Linked DNA regions of Mus musculus: all the other regions are linked to region 2. A link is a loop called in an ENCODE intact Hi-C map of the cell type or tissue named here. Cell type or tissue: heart. All regions are shown on one strand. Region 1 has its middle 31 kb from the start of Ybx3. Region 2 holds the start of Magohb (mago homolog B, exon junction complex core component). Region 3 has its middle 27 kb from the start of Gm22362. Region 4 holds the start of Ybx3 (Y box protein 3).

Region 1 (5,000 bases), 130 kb after region 2:
AGCTCAGAATCTCCTTCATTGATAATTACTACTCTCAACCATTTTTAATTATACTACAGCTGTAGAGATTGTGAATAAAGGAATCAAAGATATGAGTCTGTCTCTTTTAGTCCCTGGAGGTAAAGATGTGTGAGAGGGAAGAGAGTCAGTCCCCAGAAAGAAGCAATGTTTTGCACATGACAAGAAAGGCATGGAGAGGGGATTCCAGAGGAAAAAAATACAGGTTAGGAATCCCTTATTCTAAATGCTTGAGACTAGAACTATTTTAAGTTCTTAAATTTTTCTTAAGTAAACTTCTTATGTAAATTTACATGTATATAAAAAGAGGCCCAGTAGGGAAGAGATCCAAGTCTAAACATGAAATTCATTTCTGTTTCACACATACATTACACACATTGCCTGGAGGTAATTATACATTATATTTTTATTGCATCTATGTTTTGAGTGTGACTCATCCCATGAGGTCAGGCATGGAATATTCCACTCATGGTGTCAGGTTGATACTCACAAAAGCTTTGACTTTAGAACATTTCACATTTCAGGTGTTTTACTTTTTGGAGGGGGATCGGGTTTCACTCTGCAGTGCAGGCTGATCTTGAACTCATTGATATCCTTCTGTCTTAGTCTTTGGAGTTCTGGGACTAGAAGCAGGAGCTGTCACTTCTGGTTCTGGTTATGTGTAATATGGTTGGATCATGAGGGTCTGTGTTTTATTTTCATTTCTGTTGCTATGATAAGACATTTGATAAAAGGAAGCAGAGGAGAGAGAGGAGTTTGTTTTTGCTCACAGTTGCAGGTTATAGTCCATCAATGCAAGGAATTCACAGAGGTGCAAGTTTTGAAATAGCTAGGCACATCCACAGTCAAAAACGGAGAAAACAAATACATCCATACCTCCAGCTCAACTCCCTTTCTCTGCTTCTATTCAGTCCAGGAACCAACCCTACAGAGTGGTGTAACTAACTTTTAGACTTGGTCTTCCCACATCAATTAACATATCCATGACAATTCCCTAAGGATTGACCACACAGGCACACCTGTTCTAGATTATCCTTCACTTTCCCAACCAGCTGACTCTAGGCTGTGCCCAGGTAACAGTTAAAATAAGCCATTACAGCATGTATAAAAAATTATAATAACTTCAGGTGCTTTTCTGATATTTTATTTCAACCTTCTGTATCAAAGAAGCGTTTTTATCTTTGTATACTTTAAAACACCTCATACTTACTTTAAATGCCATTTTTTTCTCTTTTAACTCAGTTTGGATGAAATTCTGTTGTTTCTCTTTTAAGATAAGAGCCAGTATGGGGTGGCACCATTATTTCATGGTGCCAAGGGTTGAACCCAGAGACAAATACCTGTTAGGTAAGTGTTCTGTTGTGGAGCCACACTCCCAGCTCCTCATGGGTGGTTTAAGCTACAAGGGACAGATCTGAGTGACCCTGATATAAAACCCAAAGTGGGCATTGCTACAGCTGTCTAGTGTCATTTTGTAGTGACTAGAAGATGATTTATATTAGCCTGTTCTAAAAAGGAGTCAGCTTGATGGTGCTCCCTTGACGGTGCTCCCTTTCTCTTATCAAGAAAACAGTGAAAGCACCATTTCTTGTACTAGTGAGTATATAGAGGAAGGAAGGGCCCTTCGGGTTAGTTCTCTTCACAGGTGTCAGCTTGCTGTAGGATCCTGGGCATTCAGCTAAGGCTGGAATTCTACCTCCATTGTTTACTTTCAATAACTTGGTATTTTAGTAGCTTATCTTCCCCCTCCCAGTTGTCTCACTTTCTTTCGAATCAGTAAGGGATTGATTGGTAAAGCCTGCTTTGTGTGGCAAAGGACCTAGATCATAGCTGAACCTCCTCTGGGAGTCATTGGTCCCACTCTCAGGCTTTGTGTGTGGCCTTTGTTCTACTGGCCCCAGCAGCCTGGTGACTTCATAAAAACAGGGAAGGGAGAGCTGTAAACATTAGCTTCTGAAGAAGACAGTTTCTGAGAATCTAAACTTGCCATTTATTTTTACTCAGTGTTATTGCCACCCAGTGGATTTGTTGGGTAATGAAACTAAGGCTGAGAAATCAAAAGTGGAATGAAGCCAAGCAAAGTGCATTCCAGTCTTTATGAGTCCCCTCTTCCAGCACTGGGAGAGTGAACCCAAGTTGTTTTGCTGGGGCTTGAGTGAGATCATTACATAATACACTTTCATCCCTTCCTCTTCAGTTTCACATGTAAAAAGCAAGTTCTAGGTAATTTGAATTTTAAGCCTGGACAGCAGTGAATGTAGGAAGAGAACCTAAGATCTCCTGATGTCTAATCAAATATTCTTCCCTTTAACATGGTTGGATAACAAATACTATTAGGGCAAAGAATTGATTATTTTCTCAATACTATCTCATAAACAACTCTTTTATAATACAAAAGTGATAATTATAAGTAATTGATCACTTAGAAATCTGCCTTATAGCATCGTATCTAATGTGGTGCTGCCCTTTTGTTGTTGTTGTTGTTGTTGTTTTTTCCGAGACACGGTTTCTCTGTATAGCCCTGGTTGTCCTGGAACTCACTTTGTAGACCAGGCTGACCTCAAACTCAGAAATCTGCCTGCCTCTGCCTCCAGAGTGCTGGGATTAAAGGCATGCGCCACCACGCCCGGCAGGTTCTGCCCTTTTATGGTTGATTTCCTTGGAATTGTTCTTCACCTTTTAGAAGCATTTTCTGTTGCTCTCTTTTTATGGATGTGCTGCCCATGGTCACACTCTAAGGACCAGGCTCCATTTACTCAAGCCTCCTTGAGAACTTCCTGTTTCTGTCTACTTCCAAAGACACTCCTCAGCCTCAGAGAAGCTCTGTACATGCTATTACCTCTATGTTCCACTACGTCCTGTCTGCTTCTGAGCCTGTGGGTTGTAGTGGTTCATCTTCCTCTTTTGAGGTATTAGGGAGTTCTTTCAGCATTTTACTAGTTCTTTAGCCAGGTGATCAACTCAGAAAAGTGCCCCGTCTCATCGTCTCATCATCTCATCTTATGTTGAAGAGCACTTGAATTGTCAGCATGCATTCAGTCACTATGCATTTATTAACCCATTGTGGGTATCCCTTCCCTTCCTTTCCACTTTCAAGCACCTTTCTTTCTTTTATCAAGGTGGTTGAGATGCAGAGAGGAGGGCAGATTAATTTTAGAATATTTAAGTCTCATGGAAAAATTCTGTTCGGATTCATGACTTGATAGAACAACCTAGAGAGAATTGACAGTTTAGAATCATCTTCCCAGCCTTAAACTTGAGTTACTGCTCTTTGTCCTACCTCCATTAACTCTCAAAAATGTTCTGATTTTCTTTTAGAGATCTGACATTGATGTTTTGTAAAAAGCTTTTTTTTTAAACTTCCCTTTTCTACTGGTCATTGCTGTTCAAACTACAAGTATTTACATGCTAGTTATTTTAAACTTTAGTCAACTTTTACCTGTACAACTTATTCATTGATTTAAATACTGTCCCTTGGTTTTGCTTGGATTCTCAAAGACAGTCATAATGACTGACCTTTGCCCATTTAATAGTTATGCTTTCTGTGTACTTTCCCATTCTTTCTTTTCTATTTCTGGTTTTTAGTGAACTCATTCCCTCCTGTGTAGGCTTTGTTTTCCTTGACTTACCATGAGTGAGTGTGTGTGAGACCGTGAATGTGTGTCTGTGTGTGAGTGTGTATGCATGGCTATGTGTCTCTGTGTGTGTGAGTATGTGTGTATTTTGTGGAGGTTGATGTTTGTGTTTTTGTGGTGGGTGTGGAAGCAGGGCTAACCTGTTGGATCGTTTTGCATTCCTTCTCTAAGCAGTCATCTTAATGAGGGCCCTAGACTCCCCAGTCTTCCCTGTTTGCCCTAATTATAGGTTAGGAGAGTCTAAAGACTAACCTCAGCCTTTATCAGATGTTTTACCTGGTTGCTCTCTCAGAGGAGATATGCCCTCTCAAGGAAGTACTCCAAATCCCTACATTTTGAAGGGACAGAGGCAGTTCTAGTTTTCTGTTCTTTCTTCTTTTTTTAAAGTTTAAGTTTTTATTTATTCTTCTTTCATACATCACAACCGCAACTTCCCCTTCCTCCACTCTTTCCAGCCCTGCCCCCCCCCCCCCCAATGCTCCAATCCTAGACTCACTCCTTCCACTCCAGTCTCTCCCCATCCCCTGAAAAGAGCAGGGCTCCTAGTGATATCAACCGAACTGGCACAAGATACAGTAAGATCAGGCACACAACCCTTACATTAAGGCTAGACAAGTTAACCTAGTAGGAGGAAAAGGGTCTCAAAAGCAAGCAAGAGTGTCAGATACCCCAATGCCCATTGTTAGGAGCACCCTCTCCCCTGAAAGGAAAAACAAAACAAAAGAAACAAACAAAAACCAAACCAACAAGAAGCTAAAAACAACAAATATGCACAGGACCTCGCCCCGACCCCTACAGGCTCAGCTACTGTTGCTTTAGTGTCTGAGTTTTAAGACCTATTTAGTTGGCTCCGCGGCCTTCATTCTCCTGGAATCCTCTACCCCTCTTCTTCATGGGAAGGTTCTCAAGCTTTCAATGGGGGGCAGATTGAACGGAGATCTCCAACCTGGGCTCTTTCTTGGCCTTAGTTTTGGCTGTGGGTCTCTATATCTGTTGTCAACAGCTACTTGATACAGCCTTCTCGAGTATAACATTATATAGCATTAGGTATTTCATTGATTTTCCCCACTAATCCAGACATTTTTGTCTACCCTAGGTCTCTGGGCTCTCCAGCCTCCTATTCCTAGCCATCCAGGCAGCATTGGGAGTGGTGTCCCCCTTGTGGCTTGGGCCTCAAATTACACCAGTCATTGGTTGGCCACTCCCACAAATTCTGAACCACCATTGCCCTACACATCTTGCAGGCAAGGAAGAGTGAAGTTTTTGCTCCTTGGTTGGTGTCCGAGTCACACCTTGTCTGGTTGCATAAGATGGACCGTTCAGACTCTGAATCCTCCATTACTAGCA
Region 2 (5,000 bases):
TCTGCCCCCAGAGTACTAGGATTAAAGACTCAGGGAAGCTGGGCGTGGTAGCACACGCCTTTAATCCCAGCACTCGGGAGGCCGAGGCAGGCAGATTTCTGAGTTCGAGGCCAGCCTGGTCTACAGAGTGAGTTCCAGGACAGCCAGGGCTGCAGAGAAACCCTGTCTCAACCCCCCACCCCCACCCCAATAAAAAGACTCAGGGAAAACTTTTTTTGTTTTGTTTTTCAAGGTCTGATCATTTACTTCTTTGTCTTAAACACTTACTGTTTACTGGACTCAGACTTAAAAGTAGAAGCTCTCATTGAGGACAGTCTATGTCTCTTGGAAATCTGTTCCTGGTATTTTTTTTTTTTAAGCTTCATTCTCTAGGCCAAAAGTTAAGCTTATTCTGTAGCTACCTTGTTTTTCTTAGTGTGTTGCTTCTTGAGAACAATACATTGGAGATGGTGTTGTTGAAGGACAAGTGACGTAAGTAGATGCTGAACCTTGGGTGCTTTCCTCCTGGATTTCTTACAGCCACTGTTGCAGGGCTTTTCAATAGTTCATTAGCAGACATCGTCTTCTTTAGAGTTACTAAAATGCTTTAAGATTCTGCTAGCTTGTTGGGACCAAAAACAGAGGGACAGGGGCTCAGTCCAGCAGTATCAATATTTTTTTACAATAACCAATTTGAAAGCACTCAGATTGGCATTCATAATATATCAAGAACAGACCTGCAATTCCTCTCTCCAGCTCTCCTTGGTCTATAGAAGTATGCCCCTTACTCAACAGCAGGTACACTCTGCTCTGGGTCAAGAAGCCTTGTTTTGTGGGAAAAGCTTGTTTGTCATTCCCCCAGTCCTTGGTTGTGACTGGGACCACACAACACTTCCCCTCTTCACCCAGAGCATCAGCGGCTACCCCTGTGGCCATTTGCTTCTTGCTGAAAGTATGAAGTTTGTATTGATTGTCCCCTTGAAAGAGTTCTGACAGCTGGTGGCTAGGAAGGAGATTTTCAGACTCATTTAGACAAGGCTGGCCGACTGCCTAGGAGGTGGCACAAAAAGAGCTTCTAGGAGCATTTCCACTGACTCCCTTACCTTTGGCCATCATCCACTAGTGAAGAACTGTATTTCAAACCTGACACATACCACATTCCTGTGTTCAGACACGGGGCTCCTCCCCTATAAAGCAGCTTTAACACATACCATGAATGAACGAGTAGGCCAAAGAGGTCACCTAAAGATTCCATGCATCCTCTGGAGTATCACTTGATAATTCTGTTAACACTCCCGGAGCACAGGTTCTCTGCTCTAAGTTTCCGATTCCTATATGTTCAACTTTTCAGGAGTGGCAGAATTCGCTTTTCTGAATTACTTTACAGCATTTTTTTCCCTCTCACAAACATAACCCATGTCTGCTCTCACAAATACAGCACAAGCCTGCTACAAAAGCAAAGTCTTCCAATGTTGGAATGAAACCCTTCAAGCCCTTCTGGGAGTCTGGGGCATGGTGACACGCCTGTCATCCCAGCATCCCAGAGGCTGAAGCAGGAGGATCGTGAGTTCGAGGGCGGCTTGGACTACACAACAAGGCCCTTTCTCAAAACTAAACAAGTAAATTGAAATAAAGAAGAAAGGAAACACACACACACACACACACACACACACACACACACACACACACACACACACGCTGAAACCCGCTCCCTGGGCGGCTCGCCCTCCCTCGCAGCCCCTCCGCCGCTCACCGTCCGGCCGAAACTCGAACTCCAAAAACTCGTGCCCAAACTTGCCCTTATGCCCGACGTAGTAGCGAAGGTAGAAATCACTACCCATAGACATTTTTACCCTCGGTAAAGCCCGCTATACCGCGGGGCCAACGTGCCGCCGGCGCGAGGTAGTGACGTCACGGGCGCAGGCAAAGCGCGTCACCAAGGGCGCGTTTACTCCGGTAGGGAACGAAATCCCGGAAAACTGAAGAGGAAGCAAGAGACCCCCAAGAGAACTGAAGGTTCGCATTGGAGCCACCACGATCTCGAGCGCTTTTTTTTTTTTTTTTTTCTTTTTTTGGAAAAGATTTTCATGTCTTCGATTTTTACGTTTTAACTCTGTGACGATGTTATACACGTACATGATGAATTTTAGTCGCTCCCACCATGTTATCTTCTCTCATCCCTTCTCCGCTGAACCAGTCTTACCAATAAGCCCTCCTGTACGTTTACGCCTTGTTTTTGTCTGGGTTGAGGGGAGGCTCACCGAGTTTAATAAGGGTGGCTTGCATGAGCGCGTTGGTGGATACAAAGTCCCGGATTTCATTTTGGCATTCTATATTTTGGTTGAGCCACACTCCACCTCTTCCTCATCTACTGCCCCCAACCCTTGGGCCCAAATTATTCCCGCTGCACTTTCTTGTTAAATGTATCCTGTTACACTTCCCACTCTATTTCTTTAACCTACACTCAGTATCCTCTCTGGTTTAATAACCTACACTCACTAGCACATAAATACACTCATACAAAAGCTAAAATTCTATACAAGATTTGTCTTAATACTTCATCATTACCTCACTATAATAATTGCCAGATTTGTCCGTTTTCCTGTATATTTTATCTTAGCAAAGAAATAGCTAGGGATTTTGTTTCTTTGTTTTCTTCTCGTTTGTTTAAATGGGCTTGGAAGGAACAGATGTAAAACCACTTTTACTTTCGAGTTGCCCTATGCTATAGGTGTGTCTTTTTCTGAGTTTTGAACTAAGGTTTACAAGCTGTACTTATTGTGGGTATCTCTGATCTCGAAGCACATTGTAAAGTGGGGTGTGACTCTACTTCCTGAAACTGGTGAACTGAGAAAAGATACATTCCGGTGGCAACCAGAACACAATCTACCAGAGTCCCTTTTGGTAATACTTCAAAATTTCCAGTAGCTAACAGCCCAGACGGAGACACAGAGTAAAATGAATCTGTCTGGTGGGAGTTTGATGTTTAAATAGCACATGAAACTGAAAAGTCCAGATAGTCATCATAGAAGAGTTTTTCATAGTATACTACAACTCATGAGTCACTAAGGGTTAATGGTTAGTACCCTATATATTTGCAGGGCTAGGTCACAGTTCTCAACAGTTTGAGTTGGAAAAATACGGAACATCCAAGTGTAGTCTTGAAGAGCACAAAATGACAGTGAACTGCACCCAGTTCCCTCGTTCCAATTCCTGATCACCTTTCTTTTAGCACCACTGAGTAATCCTATCGGTGACTGATGGCCTTCTGTCACAATCCTAAGAAAAAGAGTCCAGTCTCAGTACTGGTCCCACGTAACCTTGGACAAGTCATTATCTCTCAACCTGTTTGATCATTAACTAACTAGATACACAGTGATCAACTGCCAAACACAGACCTGAGAAAATTAAACAACATGTATATGATATGCTTTGAAATCTATGCAACACGAGTTTTAACAAGCCTTTTTCTATGTGCCAGAGCAGATGGAAGTTAGTAATAAAGCAATCACAACATTTACACCTTCAGAATAAAAAGAAAGCAAACATATAAGGCAAACACCAGCAAAGGGAAGTAACTGGTATAGTAAAGAATGCATGCAATAGAACAGCTCTGTATGAAAAGGGCAAGTAGTTTTATTGGGGGGTGGAGTTAGAAGTTTACAAACAAGGGTGGTATTAAAGAAGACATATAAAAGGTGCTATTTGAATTGACTTTTTTGGTGACCATATTCTGTGAATGTCTTGGCAGTATAGACAAGCATTTCAGTGCCTTAAAGTAAAGCTGGGTGGTGTGAATGTTTGTATTTGGGGAAAGAAAAAAAACCCCACAATATCTACACCTGAAATCAATAAGTTGCTAGACTTATTGGGGTTTGAGAAAGTGGAGTAACTGTCAAAGCAAGTTGGGGCAGGTTCTCTTTGGCCTTCTTAATAGTTATGTAATTGTTAAATTTGCTCACTCCTGTAGTGGGGTGGTAGGCCGCTATTTAGGAAAATATATTAGAGATGTAAATCAACCTTACCATCAGGATGCCCAACCCTTTCAATTTGTCCAGATTTGAGAAGGATTTTTGGGAAGTAAGGGATGGAAAACTTTCAGTTTTAAAACTGAGAAGGACCTGATTTATTACAAGAATAATTCACAGAAACTTAAGCAATGTGTTTTTATAGCCTCTGTGGAAATATCAGCTAAAATCCCTTTCACTGAATTATACAGAAAGGCTTGTTCAGTGGCCTTAGGATGGCTCTCTGTGCATTTCCTTTAAAATTTTCACACATGTATCAAGTTCATGTTCCTATTTACCTAAGTAGAACTATAGATGTCAGGATTTAAGCCTACTTAAACGCAGTGTAAAATACACACAGTGTTAAGACTTTCTCTTTTTTATTAGATATTTTCTTTATTTACATTTCAAATGTTATCCCATTTCCTAGTTTCCTCTCTGAAAATCCCCTATCCCCTGCTCCCCAACTCACCTACTACTGCTTCCTGGCCCTGGCATTCCCCTATACTGGGGCATAGAATCTTCCCATGACCAAGGGCCTCTCCTCCCATTGATGGCCGACTAGGCCATCCTCTGCTACATATGCAGCTTCCTTAAGTTGGCCCATTATGCTCTGGTCCCCTACCATTTCCTATGAGTTCAGACTTGTCCTCTGGAACTTACATGTTTTTTAGATAAAATAGAAAACTACTTACCTAACTCTCCATCTTGTAATCAAGATTGTATCAAAATGGGACCTTTTGAGATGGTAGACCCCGGGGATGTGGGCAGGTGTTTTGTTTACTGAGTTCTTAAATGTGGCTAGTGAGACAGGGGAAACTAATTTTGTGGAACTCTTAATTTTTATTAATGTAAAATAATATTTAAATATCACATGTGGCTAGAGTTTCTGTCGTTGGTTAGCACAGCTGTGTAAGGGTCTCAGCTATCCATAATCAGACTGGAAGTAGTGAAACATACTGTGAACATTTTCCTTTTTCCATTATTGGAGTTCCAAACTAGGGTAATTACATT
Region 3 (5,000 bases), 60 kb after region 2:
ATGTATTGCTTTTGGAGAGGACTCCAGTTCAGTTCCAGCACCCGACTCCAGTGGCCCCCAGCTGCCTGCAACTCCATCTCTGGATGATTAATGCCTCATGGCTGCACTCACATGAACATACCTACATTATGGTGTATGTGTCTATGTATGCAAGTAATATAGACACACACGTAATGTAAAAATTAATTAAAGACAGCCGGGCGTGGTGGCGCATGCCTTTAATCCCAGCACTCGGGAGGCAGAGGCAGGCAGATTTCTGAGTTCGAACCCAGCCTGGTCTACCAAGTGAGCTCCAGGACAGCCAGGGCTATACAGAGAAACCCTCTCTCGAAAAACCAAAAAAAAAAAAAAATAATTAAAGAAAAGCTGTTGGAGAGAGAGACAGAGACAGAGAGAGAGAGAAAGAGAGAGAGAGAGAGAGAGAGAGAGAGAGTGCTAAGGGTAAGAGGGTAAGTGACAGGGCCGTGAGTTCATTCTCCAGTAATGAGAAAAACAAGACAGAGGGGTGGGGAGTTGGGGAGATGATAATCAATGCAGTACAAGACTAAGAAAAATTACTCCCTCTTCCCACAATGCCCATGCCCTAGATCTCTGGAACCTATTAATATCTTGATTTTATTAGTATTAAAATAGCAAATGGGAATTAACATTGCAGATGGGATTAATCAAATAAAGAAAAACAGAGTGAACCTGGTGTGTCACAAGTATCCTTAAATGGTCAAGAAGGAGGCAAAGCATCAGTGGGAAGGACTGAAGCATCAAACAAACCCAGACAGTGTGGGGTGTGAATGTGAACAAAGAGGCATGAACTCGGGAATGTGCCAGAAGCTCTAGAAACAAGCAAGACAGAGAACTGACTTTCCTTTAGAGTCTCCAGGACAAGAGATCATCCTACTCATGTTTGAATGTGTGTTTTATGCCATCATTTTTGCTTTTGTATGGTGTGTTATTTTGTATTGTGTGGTTGTTTTGTATGTGTGTGTGTGTCCATTGGTTACAGTAGCCGCAGCACAGGTGAGATCTCACAGCTTAACAAAACAGAAGCGTAGACTCACAGACCGTGCAACTTCAGAGCATGTCACGTTGTTGTTGAGACCACAGGGAGAGGTGCGGAAGGTGGAAGGATGATTCTGTAGGAGACAGCTGAGCAGCCCGCAAGAGGTCCTGACTTTCTCTAACACACTTTTAATAGAATGTAGCTGAGCACATATATAAAAGACTAACCTGTTGTCATGGGTTGAATTGTGATTCCCCCACCTCCATTCATATTAGATATAGTAGCACCTCCTATCCCCAAATTTGACATTATTTAAAGACAGAATCTTTCAAAAGATGAGATAAGTAGGATTGGTGTTAGCCTAATATGACTGATCTACTTACAAAATAAATGAAAGGGAAAGGCAGACAAACATAAGTGGGGAGGGACGTTATAATATAAAGACAGCCATCTACCAACCCCAGAAAAAGGCCCAGAATAAATCCTTCCCATGGAGCGCAAGAGCAACAGTCCTAAAGACATATGTACTTAGTTTTATATGTACTTAGTTTCTATAACTTGAAACTAGAGTTGGTTGTGCAAACCCTGATTTTTTTTCTGGGGGTGGGGGGCTTGGTTATAATTTGCAATGGCACAAATACTTCGTGTTGTCTCAGTAAAAGGATCAGTCTCATGGCTGTGAGTGGAGATACTGATGGCGGCAAGATGATAAAGCAGGCAGTTAGCAAAGTCCAGTGTCCATCCAGGTCTACTGAAGCGTGCCGGCAGCCCCTGGCTTTTTTCCTACATCCACTGATGGCTCTTACTAAAAAGTGGGGGAAAGACATGGTCTTATATACAGAAGAAGCTCACATGGAGAGAAGAATCTTTACAGAAGGAAGTAATACAAATGAGAGAGAGGAGGAGTGAAGGACGGATGGAGGTGAAGGGAGAGGGAGTATGGGGAAGGAGAGAGAGAGAGAGAGATTAAGGAACTGAGAGAAAAATGGGTTGGCCCAACAAAGGACAACATGCAGTTTTGAAATATGATATAATACAAATATTACCTCATTTAGAGTGTCCATGGCCTTGTGCAGTAACTGTAATCTGAAAACCTAATTCTGAGACTGAGCGCGCTGAACCCAAGGTACTCATTACAGACCCCCAGGTAAGTAATGTGCCCTCATTCTTTTTATACTCTCTTGGTCCTGGCTGTTCCTTCTCAGAGAATCTCATCTTACTGTTCTCTTTGGCAAAACTGAAGTTTTCATGTCATAAAAAGCCAGAAGTCAAAAGCCACAAGACACTTATTCCAAAGAAATACCATCAGCGCACCTTGGTTCTCATACAGCCAGCCTGGCTATTCCACCTCTAGTTCCCTCTCCCTTTCCATTCTTCTCCCCAAACGTCAAACCACCCAGATTCACCCTCTGTACCTCTCCCTCCCTCTGACCGCAGAAGCCAAATGGTACCTTGTCCCTCCTCTGGTCACTCTGGTTTCAGATGGAGCTGGCCAGTCAGGGGACTGGAAGAGACAGGTGAGGCACGGCAAGGTTTGCCAGCTTCAAGGAAAGGCTTTCCAGTCTCAACTTCCTCCAGTGGGGCGTGGCTGCCCTCAGAGGATGAAGGAGGAGCGCCCCACAAAGGGAAATCTGCGGGCTCTGAGGTTTCCGGAACTCAACCACACAGCAGTCAGCAGGAAACCTCCGCTGAAACTGTAAAACTTGGACTTGTTGCCAAGCGACGCGCTCATTTTCGATTGCGAGGTGAATGAACAGTGCAAGAGAAAAGTCTGTTCATGGAGAATCAGAGTCATGGTGAAGGCCAACAGTGCCACCGCCTGGCAGACCCTGCAGCAGCCGTTTCCCCGGGAATTTGCAATTGTCTGGAAGACTCCAGGCATGGTTCTACCCAAAGGCTTTGCCAGGTGCTACAAGACCAAACGAACCGCCACCACGACACCGAGAAACCTAGGAATAATAAATACAAAAGAAAGTCCTAAAAGCACGTTATCAAATATTTAGTACGATGCTTTAGAAACCCATTATTTTCTGGAGCCTCCTTCCTTTTGGGGAAAGGTGTGTGGGAAAGTGGAGTTATCCTACACTCCTTTGTCTAAGCCCTCTTGATGTACAGTTGAAGCATAGATGAGAATTATAATTCAAATGGTAGAGTTATTTCATCAAAAGGATATTTTTAAAACCTAAAAGATGTTCAATCCTGAGGCACACTGCTTTGAAACGGTTTCAAAGACATTTAACATCAAGTGATTCTTCTTACTTTATCTGAGAGCAAGGAGACCCCAAAGCGACCGCAATGCCTACCCATGCCCCCAAGATTTCCCTGAAATGTTTTCCTGGCAACATAAGATCACCAGAGAAGCTCTGATGGAGCTGTGGTCAGATCTGGAATCTCTGCAGTGGTGCCTAGTACCTTAAGCAATTTCCCCGGTACTGAGGAAATTTAAGCCAGGTGATCGAAACCGCGGGACCCAGATAGGAGAAGATGGGCTGGAGGTTTATGAGGTCCCTTACCACACTGAGGATTCTTAGAGTCATAGAGGGAAATTTTTGTAAGGTTTAAAAAAAGGTATTGTGTGGTCAGCTAAAAACAAGGAAGTAAATACGGGCTGTTACTCGCAGCGTGACCTTGTGTTAACACTGGGTTGGTGTAAATCAGAGAATGTTGGTCATGGGTAAAGGTCCATATGTGAATTATGTTAGCTTTAAGTTCTGTCAGCTCAGTCATACGTTAGTTTTCTATTGCCGATTTAACAAATTACACAAATGAAATTGCTTGACTAACATAGATAGCTCTGCATGCTGAATTTTCAACAAAGGTCTCCTTGTACTAAAATGACTGTATATATTTCTTTCTGGGGAATCTGGAGAAAGATCGGTTTCCTTGTTTTTCCAACATCTAAGACATTTCCCAGACTCCTTGGTCTGGCCCAAACTCCTGGCTACTGTAGTCATTATCCACGGTGGAGCGTCACTGCTGGGTTAGCTTCCGACTCTGTTTGGGCTTTCTCAGGAACTGCTTCCAGACTGCTCACTCCATAACTTTCTCTTCCACCTTCAAAGCTTGAAAGGCAGTAACAGGTGGCGCCCTTTCATGTTTTTTTTTTTTTTTTTCAGTCAGAGAGATCAAAGCCAGGACCTCACATAGACTAGAAAGTCCTTTACCACTAAATTACACCCCCAGCCCTAGTTTTCTTTTGGGAGAGGGTTTTTTGGGTAAGTCAGAGGTTAGGAAATTGGGAAGGGGGAAAGATTCTCACTGAGAGTGCTTAATGCTTTCAAGACAGACAGCTCAGCAAACAGTACTCAAAATGCTTGCTATTTGGTTGAAAATGGACCAGTAAAGCACTGTGGGGCTCTAATCTGGCTGATTCTGTCAAATAGACAGAAATGACAAATAGCTGTGCCTTCCTGACCCAACATCCAAAAGACCTAGAAAGGTAAGTTCACAGCAGTACATTTGGTTAGCTCTCATCTTCTGTCTCATATACCCATCCTGACAGTTGGGTTTATACGGAGCAGCCTTTAACTGACTGCAAGATTAAATCAACAGGCATAAAATGTGTTTATTTCTTCTTCTATCAGCCTGACGAGGTGGAGTGTCAGATGATCCTCAGCAGATGACAGTCTTTCAGCTAGCCTGAATAAAGCAGAGGCTTGCTACAGCTCTTCTGTGTACTTTATTGGTTCACCTATCCTGCTTTCTGACAAGAAGTATTACCCTTGCCCTGGATTCCTGTTTTCACTAAAAGTTTTCCTAACGTTTTACTGGTGTCCATTTCCTGTCTGGGAAAAATGCTTATGGGAGATGTCACTAACCTTAGGCTGCCTCATCCAAAAACCAGATGATTTCTAGTTATGCTGACAGTTTCACTATGGATGATCTTGAAGTCACTGGAAACTTACACTGGCCTGGCATATTCTTGTGATCCTCCTGCCTCAGCATCTTGAGTATTGGTAATACAGGAGAGCGAAGTCACACCTAGCATTTATGTGTTTGACTG
Region 4 (5,000 bases), 95 kb after region 2:
CAGGGAAGTCCGGTTTGGATAAACGGTATGGCCTCTACATCAGGATTTACATGAGAGGATTTTGTTTCTTTCAAAAACTCTGGATATACACAAATAAATAAAGATACACACATGGAGGCTCTGGAAGAAACTGATACAAAAAAACCACTAAGCCCAATGTGGTGGTGCACACCTGTAATGGTGGTGCACACCTGTAATCCTGCCCCTTGGGAGATAGAGGCAGGATGACAAAGAGTTAAAGGTTATCCTCTGCTACAAGGTGAGTGAGGCCAAGGCCAGTTTGGGCTACTTCATGTGACCAATCTCAAAAATAAATAAATAAATAAATAAGTAAAAGTGCAAAACCAAAACAGATACACAAAGAAAAGAGGGGAAGTCAATGATAACAGCAGAAGGGGGAAGATGGGCAAGATTCTCAAGTCTGTTTTCACACAGTTGATGGTGTTTCTTTCCTTCTCAAAGTTATTTTTAAAAATACTAACTGTACAAATATCTATGATCAGACAAATTCATTCACACTTTTAATACTATATTCAAGTACACAAGAAGGTGTTGGTTGGTAAAATACGCCTACCCAGATCTTTTTACTTGAATAAACTTGTTTTCCCTAAAGGACTACACGGTATAAACCAAAGTTAAGGCCCCTTTGCAAAGACCAGAATGAGAGCGTCCAAGATATCCATTTCAGTCAGTCCTGAGTCCAGAACATTTTGGATATCCGTGTGTCGGCCTGGCACAGGAGATGGCAGACCACATCGGACAAAGACAAACAGTGCTCAAAGTGTCAGGTGGAGGCTTGCCCTTCATTTTCTGAGTCTGGACTTTTTGAGGTGGCAGGATGAAAGACATCAGACTCATCACCAGGTATCTGGCAGAAACAGAACTAAACTGCTGGGGATTGCGGAAATTAACCTTCCTTTATCGCCCTACCACCACCACCCACCTCCCACCCCCAATCTCCAAAGATATTATCTACTTTTCTTATCTCAAAAGTGCAAGGATCAAGTAAAAACCTGTAGGATTCCATCTGCCCTTAGTAAGGTATCATTAAGAACCTGCTTCGGCTAGCAACACAGGGTTCTATCTTTCATTTTGTGTGGAAATGGTCCAAGGAGCATCTTGGTAGAAAGTGCCACAATGTAACACCCACAAGACCTTTAAGGAACTTTTTAGTGAGAGTGGGGAAAAAAAAAATTGGCAGGAACCAAGTTTTTAAAGCCTTGGGAAAACAAGAACCAGAGAACTGTCAGGGGTGGGGAACACCGAATGGTGTTCTATTTCTTCCACAATTATTCCTTCAGCTTTCTCGCTAGAATGGGGAGGAAGCTCAGAGAGCAGGCGAGCCCAATCGGCCCCACCCAGAAACAGTGAACATTTCTGAAGCATCCTACACCATCTGTTAACTTTCCTGTTTCGGATAGCAAACCACATGCGCACGCACACACCCTCCGGGGAGCTTATCCACCACCCACCTGCTAGGCAAGCTTGTGGAAGGCCTCACACCGGGCGTTCCTTAAGGAAGATGAGGACACCCAAATGTGCGACAAAATACAACAGCCACAGTTATAAAACCTCTGCCCCGCGCCCCGCGAAATCTCCAGTCCCCACCTTCCCTTTCCCTCCAGTAACAAGTCGTAAGTGTTTTGGACACTCGTCCTACTCCACTTCCGACTAAGTTTTCCCGGCCGTCACACCACGTGTGTTCCCACGGTGCGGGAGAGGGGATGGTGCAGCAATTGGAAGGTACTGGAGGCTCTTTGCATCTGTGGGCACAGTAAGGGGAGGCGAGTGCCCGCCCCAAGTTTCCCGGGGCGTTGCAACATCCCTGTGCCGGCATGTGGCCCGCAGGAGCATGGCGGCTGTCCCAAGCCCACGAGGGAAGGGTGTCAGAGACAGACACCTGACCCTCCCAGGCCTAGGGGGTAAAAAAAAAAAATACACCACACAATAAAATCTTCCCAAGTCACCCCTCTCGTGCCTTCCTAGTGTCCCCTCCTCCCCACCGAGGAAACGTGCTGCTTTCCCGACCCACAGCCAAGACTCCCCAGAGCTGGCCCACGTGTCCCAGCCCGCCCTGCATCCACGTCCATCCTCGCCCGCCGTCTCTCCCGGGCTGCAGGCAGGGACTCACCGAGAACTTTCTTCTCCGCGTCCTCGCCGCCCGCGGGGGCTGATGAGGCCGGGGCGGGCCCGGGGGCTGCGTCTCCGCCGGGGCTCCCCGCGAGCAGCGCGGCGGGCGCCGGGGCCTGGGGCGCGCCGCTGGCCGCCGGGCTCTTAGGCGCGGGGTCCGGGGGCGCCGCGGCGGGCGCGTCGGCCGCGGCCTGCGGGAGCGTGGTGCCGCCGGTGGTGGCCTCGCCCGCCTCGCTCATGCCGCCTCTCCGCTCTCTCCGGGCACCTCGGTGGCGGTTGGCGGCGGTTAGCGCGGTGGCAGTCGCGGCGTCCGGCTCGCTCTCGGGGAGGCCGGTGCGGATCGCGCGGCGCGGCGGCGGGCGGCGGCTCGAGGGCTGGGGACGCGCGCGCTCGCGGTCTCGCTGGATCTCCCGGCCCCGAAGATGGCCCCGCGCAAGTGCTCGCGGGCGGCGGGCGGGCAGGCGGACGCGGGGCGGGGAGAGAGAGGGTGGGGAAAGCCGCCGTAGCTGCTTATTAGCATTTAAAGGCGCCCGCGCTACTCGGCAAGGCTCCCGGAGCTGGTTAGTCCGGGGATGCGGGCACCCGGGCGAGGTCGCCGCGGAGCAGAGGAGACATACCCTCCCCAAGACGTCTTTCACCTGAGCCTGCTTCCTGAGAGGTGGAGTGGGCCCACAGCGCCTTAATAAAACAAAAACAAAAACAAAAAAAAAAACCTCCTTTACATTTGCACATCCAGCAGATACCAGAAAGTATTCTGGGCGCTGAGATAGGAACTAGAGTAACCTGGGAGCTGTGGTTAGCCCGCTCCAGTATTCCTAGTACACAAGAGGCTGAGGCTGGAATGTCATTGAGAGTAGCCTAGCTTGGGCTACTGAGGCTGTCTTTCAACTATCCCTCCTTCCAAGTAGTAACACACACACACACACAAAAAAAAAAAACAGACAAGGGGTTGGAGATGTAGCTTAGAGGATCCAGTGCTCGCATGGGTCAGTTCAAGGTCATCATGAGCAAAAGAAGTTTGAAGGCTGCAAGAGATTCTCTCCAAACAGCCATGTGCGTGCGCCGGAATACCGCCCCTACTCCCCAACAAAACAAAACAATTACTCTTATAAAATCAAAAGGCCTCGTTTAGCGACTCCACAAGTGAGAAAATTAAAATCTAGATCTTCCAGAATGACTGCAAATGCAGGGTTTACACCTGTCAGAGGCAACAGATAATAAGCTGTTAATATGTATTTAATAACCTACGTTGAAAGAGTGGAATAAATCCACATGATACCTTTTGCTCGAGTTGGCTATAATTAGCACTAAACTGGGGAAAGCTTGAGCAACTCAGAGTAAGGCCTGCAAGATGCCTCAGCAGGTAAAGGCTTGCCTCCAAACCTGACCACCTGAGTTTCTTCCCTGGACCTACCAGATGGAAGAAGATAATCAACTCCAAGTTGTCCTGACCTCCATACATGTGCCGTGGCAGCAGCATGCGGTCCCACCACCCCCATAAATGTAAAACCAAAAAACAAACAAACGAAAAATGTATGTTTGAGACAGGTTTCTCTGTGTTAGCCCTGGCTGTCTTTGAACCCGGCTCTGCAGGCCATACTAACCTCTGAGAGATCCTCCTGCATCTCTGCCCTCCTCTCCTCCTGGGGCTGAGATTAGATTAAAGTTGTGTGCTGCTCTGCCAAGCTTAAGAACATTTTTAAGGACAAGGGAACAAGAGTCCTCCTGGTCGCTAGGATGAGACCTACAACATGCAGATGACCTCTAAACACTCCCAGCAGAGGAGTCCACATTACCCTTTACAGAGTGAAGCTTAACACTTGACCAAAGAACTGAGACCTGTACCAAAGACTATCTGGAATATAGGGCCATTTTGCCCCTGCAGCTCAAAATAGTGTCCCAAAGGGGCTGTGAAAAGAGGCTAAGTTATACATGTTTTCAGTGTCTGGTCCAATGAAAGTGTTCTTTTAAAATCCCCTCTTTCCCCACATATTTACCCTCCTTTCACCCGCTACCCCCTGGAAATTGTTGATCAAGTTACCATCTGCCATCAAGATGGTAGTTCTCATGTGCAACTCAAGTTTTGGCATTTCCACTGGTTAACACAATCCCAAGCCTACAATGTGCACACAGTAAATGTTTGCAAAATGAAAACAACACAGACCAGATTATTCCACAGCCATGTACTTACCAATGAAGTTGTTATCAGTGTAGTGCATCCATGACACATACAATTTTTAAGAAACAAATGTTGGGCAGGTGAGATGGCTTAGCAGGTAAAGGTACCTGTTGCCCCACCTGATGACCTGAATTCAATTCCCAGAACCCACCAGGTACAGGGAAGAATGGACTGCAGAAATCGGTCCTCTAGCTTCCATACTTGTGCTGTGACAAACATGTCACCCATACTTACCGACACACACACAGACCTACAAATAATGAAAATGTTAAAAAGCAAATAAATGTAAATTCTGGACAGGGTTGGGGTATCTTAGCCTTGAAATACCAGTACTTGGAGATTAGAAGGAAGATCATAAATTCAAGGCCATCCTGAGCTACATAACTAAATCTCACCCCCCCTGCCAAAAAATATAGACCAAAATAAATAAGTAATCTTTAAATTTTTTAAAAAGTTTAATTGTAAGTTCTCAGTTTTTAAATAGTATCACTGCATGTTCCATACTGAAATCAAATGAAAATATGAATATGAAATGTGAATAACATTTAAGAAGTTGTTCTTAAATGTAAAATATAGGTGTTGCTTGGGAAAGCCCCATGCTAATGGTTTTATAGTTAAATTATAAGTTGTGCTTTATGCTGGTGAGGGTTGGCCATTGCTTTTCTTATCCTAACAGAATGGTGATCATTAC

Evidence for each region. A loop is a pair of places that touch in the nucleus more often than their neighbours do. Peaks named below come from ENCODE experiments on the same cell type or tissue, not always from the same donor. Only the 100,000 strongest peaks of a DNase experiment are listed, where the experiment ranks them.
Region 1: it touches region 2 in a loop (5-fold over the local background); 9 of 42 quality-filtered maps call a loop at or near these places.
Region 3: a loop joins it to region 2, with 3 times the contacts of the local background. A loop is called at or near these places in 10 of 42 quality-filtered maps.
Region 4: a loop joins it to region 2, with 9 times the contacts of the local background. A loop is called at or near these places in 3 of 42 quality-filtered maps.

Annotation. Positions count from the first base shown.
Region 1 is chr6:131,416,961-131,421,960 of GRCm38, forward strand. No RefSeq gene overlaps it. Among named protein-coding and RNA genes, the nearest start is that of Ybx3, 31 kb to the left of the region's middle. In heart, CTCF peaks have their summits at 2,047 (motif pointing left) and 4,816; no DNase peak of the experiment used is centred here.
Region 2 is chr6:131,291,340-131,296,339 of GRCm38, forward strand. It overlaps Magohb (mago homolog B, exon junction complex core component), which reads right to left and starts at 1,905. Exons shown (of 5, transcript NM_025564.2): 1 at 1,733-1,905. The coding sequence starts at 1,826. In heart, no CTCF peak of the experiment used is centred here; a DNase peak (open chromatin) is centred at 1,882; H3K4me3 peaks cover 2,056 bases; H3K27ac peaks cover 1,204 bases.
Region 3 is chr6:131,351,037-131,356,036 of GRCm38, forward strand. It overlaps a transcript of Styk1 not described here. Among named protein-coding and RNA genes, the nearest start is that of Gm22362, 27 kb to the right of the region's middle. In heart, a CTCF peak has its summit at 2,809 (motif pointing left); a DNase peak (open chromatin) is centred at 2,685; H3K4me3 peaks cover 676 bases.
Region 4 is chr6:131,385,887-131,390,886 of GRCm38, forward strand. It overlaps Ybx3 (Y box protein 3), which reads right to left and starts at 2,564. Exons shown (of 10, transcript NM_139117.2): 1 at 2,132-2,564. The coding sequence starts at 2,369. In heart, no CTCF peak of the experiment used is centred here; DNase peaks (open chromatin) are centred at 1,805, 2,085 and 2,595; H3K4me3 peaks cover 3,216 bases; H3K27ac peaks cover 2,196 bases.